Regions from separate parts of the Homo sapiens genome. Here all the other regions are linked to region 4. Evidence: chromatin contacts called from ENCODE Hi-C or POLR2A ChIA-PET data. All regions are on one chromosome and are shown on one strand. The core of a region is the stretch at or near the end of the contact, and the rest is flanking DNA. Distances in the headings are between cores, read along the strand shown. Region 1 overlaps LOC105379173 (a long non-coding RNA gene). Region 2 overlaps CDC42SE2 (CDC42 small effector 2). Region 3 overlaps CDC42SE2 (CDC42 small effector 2). Region 4 overlaps CDC42SE2 (CDC42 small effector 2).

The links. Hi-C counts contacts between places; a loop is a spot of excess contacts on that map. ChIA-PET counts read pairs that join two places held with the same protein, here RNA polymerase II (POLR2A). Pooled maps may share reads with other maps.
Region 1: a loop to region 4 is called in a pooled map, with 4 times the contacts of the local background. The contact joins two enhancer-like sites. A Hi-C loop is called at or near these places in 1 of 168 maps with a recorded cell type or tissue (CD4-positive, alpha-beta T cell) and 10 of 50 pooled maps. POLR2A ChIA-PET finds 5 or more read pairs at or near these places in 6 of 52 experiments (BJ, CD8-positive, alpha-beta T cell, OCI-LY7 and 3 more).
Region 2: POLR2A ChIA-PET joins it to region 4 with 10 read pairs in MCF 10A. The contact joins two enhancer-like sites. A Hi-C loop is called at or near these places in 7 of 168 maps with a recorded cell type or tissue (B cell, CD4-positive, alpha-beta T cell, CD4-positive, alpha-beta memory T cell and 4 more), 1 of 37 single-sample maps with no recorded cell type and 12 of 50 pooled maps. POLR2A ChIA-PET finds 5 or more read pairs at or near these places in 17 of 52 experiments (CD4-positive, alpha-beta T cell, CD4-positive, alpha-beta memory T cell, CD8-positive, alpha-beta T cell and 13 more).
Region 3: a loop to region 4 is called in a map of CD8-positive, alpha-beta T cell, with 2.3 times the contacts of the local background. The contact joins two enhancer-like sites. A Hi-C loop is called at or near these places in 6 of 168 maps with a recorded cell type or tissue (CD4-positive, alpha-beta T cell, CD8-positive, alpha-beta T cell, chondrocyte and 1 more), 1 of 37 single-sample maps with no recorded cell type and 11 of 50 pooled maps. POLR2A ChIA-PET finds 5 or more read pairs at or near these places in 17 of 52 experiments (CD4-positive, alpha-beta T cell, CD4-positive, alpha-beta memory T cell, CD8-positive, alpha-beta memory T cell and 12 more).

The regions. Positions count from the first base shown.
Region 1 is chr5:131,412,864-131,415,563 of GRCh38, reverse strand. LOC105379173 (a long non-coding RNA gene) reads left to right here. Exons shown (of 3, transcript XR_007058929.1): 2 at 1-493. Among named protein-coding and RNA genes, the nearest start is that of CDC42SE2, 150 kb to the right of the region's middle. Within about 2 kb of position 1,428, at least 3 of the 41 ENCODE cell types and tissues checked have a DNase peak (open chromatin) inside an H3K27ac peak, as active enhancers do; they include CD4-positive, alpha-beta T cell and CD8-positive, alpha-beta T cell, where a contact is called at or near this core.
Region 2 is chr5:131,311,379-131,314,200 of GRCh38, reverse strand. All of the region lies in intron 1 of CDC42SE2 (CDC42 small effector 2), which reads right to left. Among named protein-coding and RNA genes, the nearest start is that of CDC42SE2, 49 kb to the right of the region's middle. RefSeq lists a silencer at 1,650-1,871 and an enhancer at 1,612-2,420. Within about 2 kb of position 1,365, at least 4 of the 41 ENCODE cell types and tissues checked have a DNase peak (open chromatin) inside an H3K27ac peak, as active enhancers do; they include CD4-positive, alpha-beta T cell and CD8-positive, alpha-beta T cell, where a contact is called at or near this core.
Region 3 is chr5:131,392,875-131,395,791 of GRCh38, reverse strand. CDC42SE2 (CDC42 small effector 2) reads right to left here. Exons shown (of 5, transcript NM_001375635.1): 5 at 1,120-2,917. LOC105379173 (a long non-coding RNA gene) reads left to right here. Exons shown (of 3, transcript XR_007058929.1): 3 at 1-1,152. Among named protein-coding and RNA genes, the nearest start is that of CDC42SE2, 130 kb to the right of the region's middle. Within about 2 kb of position 1,476, at least 10 of the 41 ENCODE cell types and tissues checked have a DNase peak (open chromatin) inside an H3K27ac peak, as active enhancers do; they include CD4-positive, alpha-beta T cell and CD8-positive, alpha-beta T cell, where a contact is called at or near this core.
Region 4 is chr5:131,356,591-131,359,420 of GRCh38, reverse strand. CDC42SE2 (CDC42 small effector 2) reads right to left here. Exons shown (of 5, transcript NM_001375635.1): 3 at 1-212. Among named protein-coding and RNA genes, the nearest start is that of CDC42SE2, 94 kb to the right of the region's middle. RefSeq lists enhancers at 1,289-1,378, 1,399-1,448, 1,469-1,548, 1,639-1,688. Within about 2 kb of position 1,565, at least 7 of the 41 ENCODE cell types and tissues checked have a DNase peak (open chromatin) inside an H3K27ac peak, as active enhancers do; they include CD4-positive, alpha-beta T cell and CD8-positive, alpha-beta T cell, where a contact is called at or near this core.

The sequences.
Region 1 (2,700 bases), core at 179-2,678, 56 kb before region 4:
GGCTGGAGTGCAGTGGTGCAATCACAGCTGACTATAGCCTCGACCTCCTCCAAGGTAGAAGGGACTACAAGTGCACACCACATGGACCCAGCTAATTTTTTAATGTTTTTGTAGAGACGGGGTCTACTAATTTTGCCCAAGCTGGTCTTGAACTCCTAGGCTCAAGTGATTCTCCTGCCTTGGCTTTCCAAAGTGTTGGGATTACACTTACGAGCCACTGTGCCCAGACTTTGATTATTTTTTGTCAAATAGAAATAAAATTGATTTTTTAATGTTGTTCCAGTGTCCAACAGTCTTACCAAACTCACTGAATCCTAATAATAATAATAATCTCAGATTTTCTATATAGACATGTAATCTGCAGCTAAAGGCAGTTCTATTTCTTCCTTTCTAATTCTTATGCCTTTTATTTTTTCAGTTACCCAGAACTTCCAATATAATGAATAGAAGTGATGATAGAGAAAAACTGTCAACAATAAATACACTGTGTGCAGTAAGTTTTATGTATTAACTCTTTGTCAGATTAAGAAAGTTCCCTTCGATTTATAATTTGCTGGAACTTTTTAATTATTAATAAATGTCAGACTCTATCAAATGCTTTTTCTGCATGTATTGAAATAATTGTGGGTTCTTGCTCCTTTATTCTATTAACATGTCCCAATTACTATGGCTGTGTAACAAATCAACCCAAAATTTAGTGGCATGAAACAACCATTTATTATGCTTGTTTATTGTTCAGGAATTTGCACAGGGTTTAGAAAAGCTGGCTTTTCTGTGCTCCACAGTGATTAAGGCCTTAGCTGAAAGATTCAGGCTCAGGACAGGAATTATTTGAAAGCTCATAGCTGAGAGTTAATGCTGGCTGTTGTTTGAGGCCTCTATTCCTGACCACGTGAACCTCTCCATGTGATCTCTCCATATGGGCTGTTTTGGCCTGCCTCAGATCATGGAGGTTGAGTTTCAAGGGCAAGTATCGCAAAAGAGAGAGCCAGGCAAGCTGTATCACAGTGTGTCACCCAGGTTCAGTGACAGGGAAGCAGAGGAAATTGTTGATAAAAAGTAACAAGGTTCTAGAAGACCATGTCAGAGAATATTGCTGTGGCTGTTTTTGAAAAATACAGTCTGCCACCCTGGTGTCCTAGTAGTCATGCCCTTTGCCATTTTCTACTGTATCATCCCCTTGGTTATGATTGAGACCTGTGAGTTGCTTCACAGCAATAGAAAATGGCAAAGGTGGTGTAATGTAGCTGCACGATTATGTTACACTGTATAAGACTCCATCTTGCTAGCAAACTAGCTCTAGGCTCTCCTTGGCTTAATGAAGTGCACATGTTGAGGAGGCACATGGGGACATGAACTGCAGGAGGCCTCTAGGAGCTAAGGGAGGACTGCAGCCAATAGTCAGCAAGAAGCCAGAGCCCTCAGCTCCCCAGCCACAGGAAATAGATTCTGTTAACCATTTGCGTGAGATCGAAAGTGGCTTCTTCCCTAGTTAAGCCTAGACAAAAACAGGCTACAGTTCAGTGATCTCTGAAGGTAGTACTGAAAAATTCAGTGTCCTGTTGGATAAGGTGCTCATCCTTTCTAAATTTCAGTTTCCTAATTTTTAATGACAATATTGTTATCTGTAGGGGTTCAAATAAAGTCCATTCCATTCTGATTGGGAGAGCACAGTGTATATTTTACACTGGAATACTTGAAATGCATTTTATATAACATTTAAAATACATATTTCAAAAATATTTCTTTAAATTATCAATATTAAAAGTAATATTATTTAAATTATTATCAAATAAAATCTCTCTGTCAACAACAGAAAACCCAATTTAAAATGGGCAGAAGGTCGAGCAATGCCTGTAATCCCAATACTTTGGGAGGCCAAGGCAGGAGGATATCTTGAGTTCAGGAGTTTGAGACTAGCCTGGGCAACATAGAGAGACCCCATCTCTACAGAACATTTTAAAAATTAGCCGGGCATGGAGGCGCGTGCCTGCAGTCTCAGCTACTTTGGAGGCCATTCAGGAGCGTCACTTGATCCTGGGAGGTTGAGGCTGCAGTGAGCCGTAATCACACCACTGCACTTCAGCCTGGGTGACAGAGGGAGACTCTGCCAAAAAGGGGTTGGGGGCAGCAAAAATGGCCGAGCACTGTGGCTCACACTAGAATCCCAGCACTTTGGTAGGCTAAGGCAGGAAGATTACTTGAGCCCAAGAGTTCACGACCAGCCTGGGCATCATGGTGAGACCCTGTCTCCACAAAAAATTTAAAGATTAGCCAGGCGTGGTGGCAGATACCTGTAATCCCAGCTACTCAGGAGGCTGAGGTGGGAGGATCGCTTCAGCCCAAGAGATGAGGCTGCAGTGAGCCCTGATTTTGCCACTGCACTCCAGCCTGGGTGACAGAATGATACCCTGTCTTTAAAAAAAAGGTAAAAGATTTGAATAGATATTTCTCCAAAGAAGATAACAGTTGGCCAACAAGCACATGAAAAGTGGTTCAGTGTCACTAATCCACAAGTCAAAATCACAACAAAATACCACCTCACACCCATGAGGATGGTTACTGTCAAAAAAATTGAAAATAACAATTGTTAGAGAGCATGTAGAGATATTAGAAGTCATGTACACTCTTGATGGGAATGTAAGTAATGCAACTGCTTTGGAAAATAATATGTAAGTTCCTCAAAATATTAAACATGGA
Region 2 (2,822 bases), core at 116-2,615, 45 kb after region 4:
TGTAAAAGTATGAATTATGAAGAAATTATCAAATTATGTGCAAAAACAAATAGAGAATAATATTATGTTCATAGATCAATGAAGTCAATGATGTTAACATGTCAATTCTCCCCAATTTGATCAATATAGTCAACACAATTCTAATAAGAATCCCAGCTGACCTTTTTGTAGAATAAACTGGCATGTTTATTCTAAAATCCTACAGTTTAGTCGGGCATGGTGGTGCACACCTGTAATCCCAGCTACTCGGAAGGCCGAGGCAGGAGGATCGCTTGAACCCAGGAGACAGAGGTTGCAGTGAGCCAAGATCATGCCACTGCACTACGGCCAGGGTGACAGAGTGAGACTCTGCCTCAAAATAAATAAAATAAATTAATTAAATAAAATCATATGGAAATGGCAAAGAGCTAGATCAATCAAAACGGCTTTTAAAAAGGGCAAAAATTTTGGAAGCCTTATACAACCAGAATTCAAGGTTTATTATAAAGCTACAAAAACACTGTACTAGTAGGCAGAGAGACTTAACAGGTCAATAAAACAAAACTGAGAGTCCAGAAATACAACTACACACATGTAGTCAACTTATTTTCCATAAGGGTACAAAGGCAATCCAGCAGAGAAAGGATAGCTTTCTCAACAAATGAAGCTGGAACAACTGAATATTCATACCGCATGCCAAAATTAACTCAAAATCAATCACAGACCTAAAGGTAAAACCATAAAACTTCCATAAAATCTTTGTGGCCTTATCTTGGGCAAAGATTAGTAAACTAAAACACAAAAGCACAATCCACTTAAAAAAGACAAAGTAATAATTTCATTCAAATACTAATTTCTGCTATTTGCAAGACACTGTTAACAGAATGAAAGATAAGCCTCAGAAATAAAAGGCATCCAAACAGAAAAGGAAGAAGAGAGGGGCCAGGCGCGGTGGCTCATGCCTGTAATCCCAGCACTTTGGGAGGCCGAGGCAGGCAGATCACGAGGTCAGGAGATGGAGACCATCCTGGCTAACATGGCAAAACCCCGCCTCCACTAAAAATACAAAAAATCAGCCGGGCGTCGTGGCAGGCACCTGTAGTCCCAGCTACAAGGGAGGCTGAGGCAGCAGAATGGTGTGAACCCGGGAGGCAGAGCTTTCAGTGAGCCAAGATCACGCCACTGCACTACAGCCTGGGTGACAGAGCAAGACTCCGTCTAAAAAAAAAAAAGAAAAGAAAAGAAAAAGAAAAGGGAGGAGGAGCCAAGATGGCCGAATAGGAACAGCTCCCGTCTACAGATCCCAGCGTGAGCGACACAGAAGACGGGTGATTTCTGCATTTCCATCTGAGGTACTGGGTTCATCTCACTAGGGAGAGCCAGATCGTGGGCGCAGGTCAGTGGGTGCGCACACCGTTTGCAAGCCAAAGTAGGGCGAGGCATTGCCTCACTCGGGAAGTGCAAGGGGTCAGGGAGTTCCCTTTCCTAGTCAAAGAAAGGGGTGACGGACGGCACCTGGAAAATCGGGTCACTCCCACCCAAATACTGTGCTTTTCCGAGGGGCTTAAAAAACAGCGCACCACGAGATTATATCCCGCGCCTGGCTCGGAGGGTCCTACGCCCACGGAGTATCGCTGATTGCTAGCACAGCAGACTGAGATCAAACTGCAAGGCAGCAGCCAGGCTGGGGGAGGGGCACCCACCATTGCCCAGGCTTGCTTAGGTAAACAAAGCAGCCTGGAAGCTCAAACTGGGTGGAGCCCACCACAGCTCAAGGAGGCCTGCCTGCCTCTGTAGGCTCCACCTCTTGGGGCAGGGCACAGACAAACAAAAAGCAGTAACCTCTGCAGACTTAAATGTCCCTGTCTGACAGCTTTGAAGAGAGCACTGGCACTCCCAGCACGCAGCTGGAGACCTGAGAACGGGCAGACTGCCTCCTCAAGTGGGTCCCTGACCCCTAACCCCCGAGAAGCCTAACTGGGAGGCACCCCCCAGCAGGGGCACACTGACACCTCACACAGCAAGGTACTCCAACAGACCGGCAGCTGAGGGTCCTGTCTGTTAGAAGGAAAACTAACAAACAAAAAGGACATCCACACCAAAAACCCATCTGTACATCACCATCATCAAAGACCAAAAGTAGATAAAACCACAAAGATGGGGAAAAAACAGAACGGAAAAACTGGAAACTCTAAAAAGCAGAGCGCCTCTCCTCCTCCAAAGGAATGCAGTTCCTCACCAGCAACAGAACAAAGCTGGACAGGGAATGACTTTGACGAGCTGAGTGAAGAAGGCTTCAGACGATCAAATTACTCTGAGCTACTGGAGGACATTCAAACCAAAGGCAAAGAAGTTGAAAACTTTGAAAAAAAATTTAGAAGAATGTATAACTAGAATAACCAATACAGAGAAGTGCTTAAAGGAGCTGATGGAGCTGAAAACCAAAGCTCAAGAACTACGGGAAGAATGCAGAAGCCTCAGGAGCCGATGTGATCAACTGGAAGAAAGGGTATCAGCGATGGAAGATGAGATGAATGAAATGAAGTGAGAAGGGAAGTTCAGAGAAAAAAGAATAAAAAGAAACGAGCAAAGTCTTCAAGAAATATGGGACTATGTGAAAAGACCAAATCTACGTCTGATTGGTATACCTGAAAGTGATGGGGAGAATGGAACCAAGTTGGAAAACACTCTGCAGGATATTATCCAGGAGAACTTCCCCAATCTAGCAAGGCAGGCCAACGTTCAGATTCAGGAAATACAGAGAACGCCACAAAGATACTCCTTGAGAAGAGCAACTCCAAGACACATAATTGTCAGATTCACCAAAGTTGAAATCAAGGAAA
Region 3 (2,917 bases), core at 227-2,726, 36 kb before region 4:
TAAGCCAATTTCTTTTTAGAATCTTTGGATATGGGATAAGGACAAAAGTTACCAGAAGTTTTGAAATAGTCTTTCCTAATATTTGTCTTTTCTGTTTTTAGAATGTTTTGTGGCAATTCTCATAAAACAAAACCTAACTCACCTATTCTCAGTATTCGACCAGCAGAACACCTCACTTACCTGTGCACATGATCTAATGCAACGAAGAGTCCCTAACAGGTTACACCTGGTGAGTATGCAGACGTAGAGATCTTCTTTGTCTTAAAACAGGTTTTAGCTGTGGCACGGACATTTTGGACCCAATCAATCTTTGTGGTGGGGGCTGTCCTGTACATCACAGCATATTTACCAGCATCCCTACTTTCCACTCCCCAGAGCCTGCACCACCCCCTCCTCAAGCTGTGATGACCAAAACTGTCTCCTGACATTGCTCTAATGTCTCCATGGGGAGCAAAATCACTCCCTATGGGAACCAGTGTCATAAACCATTTTAGAGGCAAACTACAAACTAACTCCCCAAACTGTGATGGTGGAAATAGTCTATAACTTCCTAATACAGCAGCTGATCACTACATGACACTGCTAAGCACCTGAAATGTGGCTAAGTATGAGGAGAATTCTTAATTTAATTTCATTTTAATTAAGTCCTACATATACTATAAGGACAAGATGCTTCATCATGGAAAGCTGTGTAGATATCTGATACCTCTGTTAAAAATCATGTGGTTGATAGGCAATAAAAACTTACAGAAAGGGTTTCACCATGTTGTCCAGGCTGGTCTCAAACTATCCACCCACCTCCATCTCCAAAAGAGCTGGGATTACAGTTGTGAGTCACTGCACCAGGCATAAATGTTTTATTAGTCCTATTTCTATCCATTTAATTTTCATTCTGACTAGGTATTTGTTAAATTAAGAGGTGAACTGTGAAGTTAAAGATTACAATGATAGAAATTTAAATTCTCTTTTAAATCAAAAAGTTTTAAGTTGTTTTTTGCATGATAGGAATCATGACTGAAAATATAAGAATGCAAAAAAGGTGCTCTAACTGAATTCTGGTAAATAATTCCTTCCTTGAAAGAAAAGAAAAACTAAACAAAATTTAAAGGAAAGGCCAACCAGGATTGAAAGAAAACATTTATTGAATCAAAATCAATACTTTCTTTTTAGTATCTACAAGCCAACACAGAACTCATTTTATTCAAGAATGAACACAATGTACAAAAAAAGTATGCTTATATTATAAAAATATGTCAATTTTATCTTCTGGGTGCTTAGCAGAAGTCATTTTAAACAAAATCAAGGCAAACTTGTTCTCTATAATGAGTCTGCTATAATTTAACAACAAAGTGAAAGCTAATGTACTTACGAAGTATTTTTAAAGGCCCACTGATAATGCTGCACTGGAAATGCTAAACCCAATGTTAACTAAAGTCAACATTTCCGCTCTACGCTTACTGGCACCACTTCATGCCTACATCATGGGAAAGTACCTCTTTTACAGAATGCAGATCACTGCTAACAATCCACATGACTAAGTCTTCAGTTTCCCTTGCTTAACATTTGTTAGCATATATTTCAGCAAAGATTAACAGTATAATGAATGTTGAGTAGTAAAATCCTATTTAATTCGCTTCAATTTAAAAATGAGATATGCTGCTATGGGGAACAAATGACCTCTTGAGATTTACAACCCCCTTTATAAAAGTGGGAAAGCTGCCTCCCTAAAAAAAATTATGTCCAAGGTTAATACCGTATCTTTTTTTGTAGTTTTCTTATTTCTTGATTTTATTGGCACCTCCCAGGCACTTTGGCATGTGCTCCTGTATAAAGTGTAGTTACTGTGCCTGTAGAGTTAGTGGCAGCTGCAGAGTAGTTATAGGCTGACAAGTCCACTTTTGGCTTACCATGGAGATCTGCTCCAACACATGCTGGTCGTTGGAGCAGCAAAAAAAAAAAAAAAAAAAAAAAAAACAGCGATTTGGAAAAAGACTAAAATCATGAGTCAGGGAAAAGGATCACGGCTTCCCGTACTATTGTTCCAGGAGTTATATGACAAGTAGAAAAATTGTACTAATTTAAAGAGTCAGTCAAAATAGAAGTAGACTAAATAGCATGAGTGCTGATAATGCCAAGAAAATCCAATCTCTCTTCTAAAGAGCTTGCACACAGCACATAGCAATGTCCCTGGCCAAGAAACTGACCGTGCCTGGCTGAGCAGAATGACAACAGTACTCAGGCAAATTCCACAATGCAACATCCACTTGGTGAATCAGTGACAATGGATGAATTCAACTTACTTTAGAAGTTGTTATTAAACAAACTGCAAAATGTCTACTCCGAAGATGCAAATGTTTTTCCTTGGCAGATCCTCTCTGTGCTTGGGATTGACACAAAGGCTCAAAACTGCAAAATACAAAGATCAAGTAATCTGGTGCCCCGCTGTACTGGGTAAATTAAATTTTAAAAAGTGGAGGAGAAATGCTTTCACATTTTACCTACATAAACCTAATGTTTGTTCAGTTGCCTGTTTTGCAAGAATCTTGGACTAAGGTAAATGAAGGCAGAAGATAAAGTGATCCCTGTTCCTTTATTCCAAGTTAAAGTTTTTAATTAAGCCCCATTTGTTATATGAAATGTTAATCCTACCAAATGTAGTTAGATAGGCTTGAATTGGACATAGGATTTAAACAAACATTTTAATGAGAACACAAACCACTGACTCTGGCTTAACACCACACTCTAACAGAAAAGAAGAAACCTTTACAGAAATATTTGAAATATACAAAATTCGTGCAAGGACAAACATATTTTAGAACCTGAGCAAAGGCTTCGTACAGGTTGTTTTCACTGGCAATAATTCAGCCAGGTCGGTATGTATGTTGCTCTTGGCAACTGATGTGGCCCCTAAAATAAT
Region 4 (2,830 bases), core at 316-2,815:
CTCAATACGATGATGTCCAGTGATGCCAAGATGAAATTTTATTATTTCACCGTGTTTTTGTTCCTGGAAGTCAAGTATCTTACACAGTCGATTTAATAAAGAAAAATTTGGATTGTTTCCTTTCTTTGCTTCTGGTTCTACAGAGACTCCTTTCTGAACCACGACGAAGGTATAAAAATTGTTGTCTTGACCCAGGGACTATAACAGATAGTCTAGGGAAAAAAAAGAAAAAGTAAAAAAAAGTTAAACTTTACTTATCCTTGAAAGCTTTTATTTCTTAAAATAAATATTACCAAAAAAAGTAAACACTGAAAAAAAATCAAGATTTTAACAAACTGATATTGATTCAACAAATTATTTTTTGAGCAACTTTTTAAGTGTCAAGTTCTAGGTGTAGTAGTAAAAGCAGACAGAAATCTTTGCCTTCGTGGGGCATCCTATTTTATGATTATAAAAGTATGGATTATTTTAATGAGTTAATTTTTAAAAATCACTAATTAGAACATTATGACTGCCACATACAAGTTTCTAATTCCAAGAAGAAATAATGATCACCATTTTCATATAGGTTTCTTCAGTTGAGTCCTTTATTCTCACAGACAACTCAGACAGTAATTGACACAGCAATGAATTCTAAGGAGATAATCAAGCAGGTGCAGTTCATCAAAAACCATAAACAAACTTATTACCTTATCCACTGGAATTAGAGCTGTACATGAAAAATGGGTAGAGGTTAAGTTGGCTTTCTTCTGTGAATCGAGCTATTAGATCCCTACCACTCCCACCACTCCTACCATCATTACTAGAACGCATGTTAGTCAAAATACTCTACATCCCACTGTGGCAAACCAAGCTGAGTCTATCAGAATCCTTGTCAGGCAATGTTCTATCTGCAGTTGGACAAAGAGTTAAACCTATTTTTTATTTCTGACTGCCAAGCTGTTGACTTTAAGGATGTCCTTAGTCAATAATATCCTATACCTCATGTGGAAGATGGTTTTGAGGTAATAATGCTGACAAGCAGCGGCAAAAGAGAAGTGGGAAGTCAAGATGACATCAATCTCTGATTCTAGGCATCCCTAAGATCAGTTTCACCTGTGCACCAGACGTTTGGTTTTGTAAGGCAACATATCTCCCTCTTTAGCCTGAAGTTATGATGAAGTGGGTTTATATCACTTGCAGACTACTACAATAGTCAAGTTAAGATGTCCAATAGACAGTTTGATATATAAATCTGAAGCCAAGGAGAAGTTTTGCAATCATCAGATTATGACTAAAGCAATGAATGATCTCTAGGCAAAACGGTATCATGACAAGCAAAGTGTGCTCAACAGAGTCCTCTGAGTAAGAACAGCATTTAAATCATAGGTAGAAAAAGAGAAGTCTACTAAGGAGGTTTGGGTGTTACCAGAATTAGAAGAGGAAAATCCGTTAAATGTGGTGTCACTGGAGCCTGTTTCAAGGAGAAAGTGGGTGGCAGTATTAACTGCCACTGAGATAGGAAAGACTGAGGACTATTCCTTAGACTGTGCAGCAAACACAGTGTGGCGCTGGCAACAGCAGTTTCAGTAAAGTAGTGTGGGTAGACATCAGATTACAGGAGGTTAAGTGAGTGAAAGGAAAGCAGCAGAGTCAACAAGTGTAGACAATGTTTGCAAGAAAAATGGATATAAAGTTTAAAAAGTAGAGTGGTAGAATGAAGAAAATGAGCCTTCCTTGAAATGAAAAGATCAAAGACTAAAGATGTATCAATTTGACTGTGTTCAAAGAGATGTTAACATTTTTGTCCCAAATGGCGAAATATAAATCACTTATTTGTAAATTCTGGAAAGAGACCTCACACATTTATAAGCTTTGCCAACTATAGATCAGTAACAACCACATTACAGGATCACAGAGTCCTGAACATTAAGTGAAATTAAATTCCTCCCTTTTGCTTTTTCCAAAGCCACGACTCTAAACCTGGAAAGACAGAAGTGACGGTGATTTTTGTAGCTGTACAGATAAAGATGTAATGTAAAGTTAAGGCACACACCCTCAGTGTCACAAATCTGGGTAGTATAACAAGGCATGAATTCAGGACCCTGATTCTACAGTCCAGAGGACAAGTCCTCTAACATACAGGAAAATAACATGTTAAGATTTAAGCATACATCCAAGGAATATCAAAAGAAAGAAAAGTTTACATTTTTGCCATTAATTAAAATTCAGAACCTGGAATGTTTATTTAAGCAGAGATGAACATTCCTTATCTTACCCAAACTCTAAATCAAGGAAGTGGCAGTCTTTGGCCAATGAATTGGGTAAATACTGTGAAGTTTTATAAGCTCAAAGAATAGTATCACTTATTTCCTCCATCCAATCCTCTTAGCAGGAATATAAGAGAAAAGGCTTAAATATACAGTCTCATGAACATTATTTCAGTGCTGCTATTTAATAAGTTTAATTTCACCCTGGATCAAAAATCTTGCCCATTAAGAAGCCTTTGTGAAATTAAAAAAAAAATTTTTTTTCAGATAGGGTCTCACTGTGTTGCCCAGGCTGGAATGCAGTGGCATGATCACAGATCACTGCAGCCTTGACTTTCTGAGCTCAGGTGATCCTCCTGCCTTAGCCTCCCAAGTAGCTGGGACTACAGATGTGTGCTGCCACACTTTGCTAATTTTTTATTTTGTGTAGAGACAGGGTCTCACTGTTTTGCCCAGGCTGAGCTCAAACTGCTGAGCTCACACTTCAGCCTCCCAAAGTGCTGGCATTATAGACATGAGCCACCGCACCTGGCCTAAAGTACAATAACTTCTATTGCTACATATTTCCATTTAGATAATGG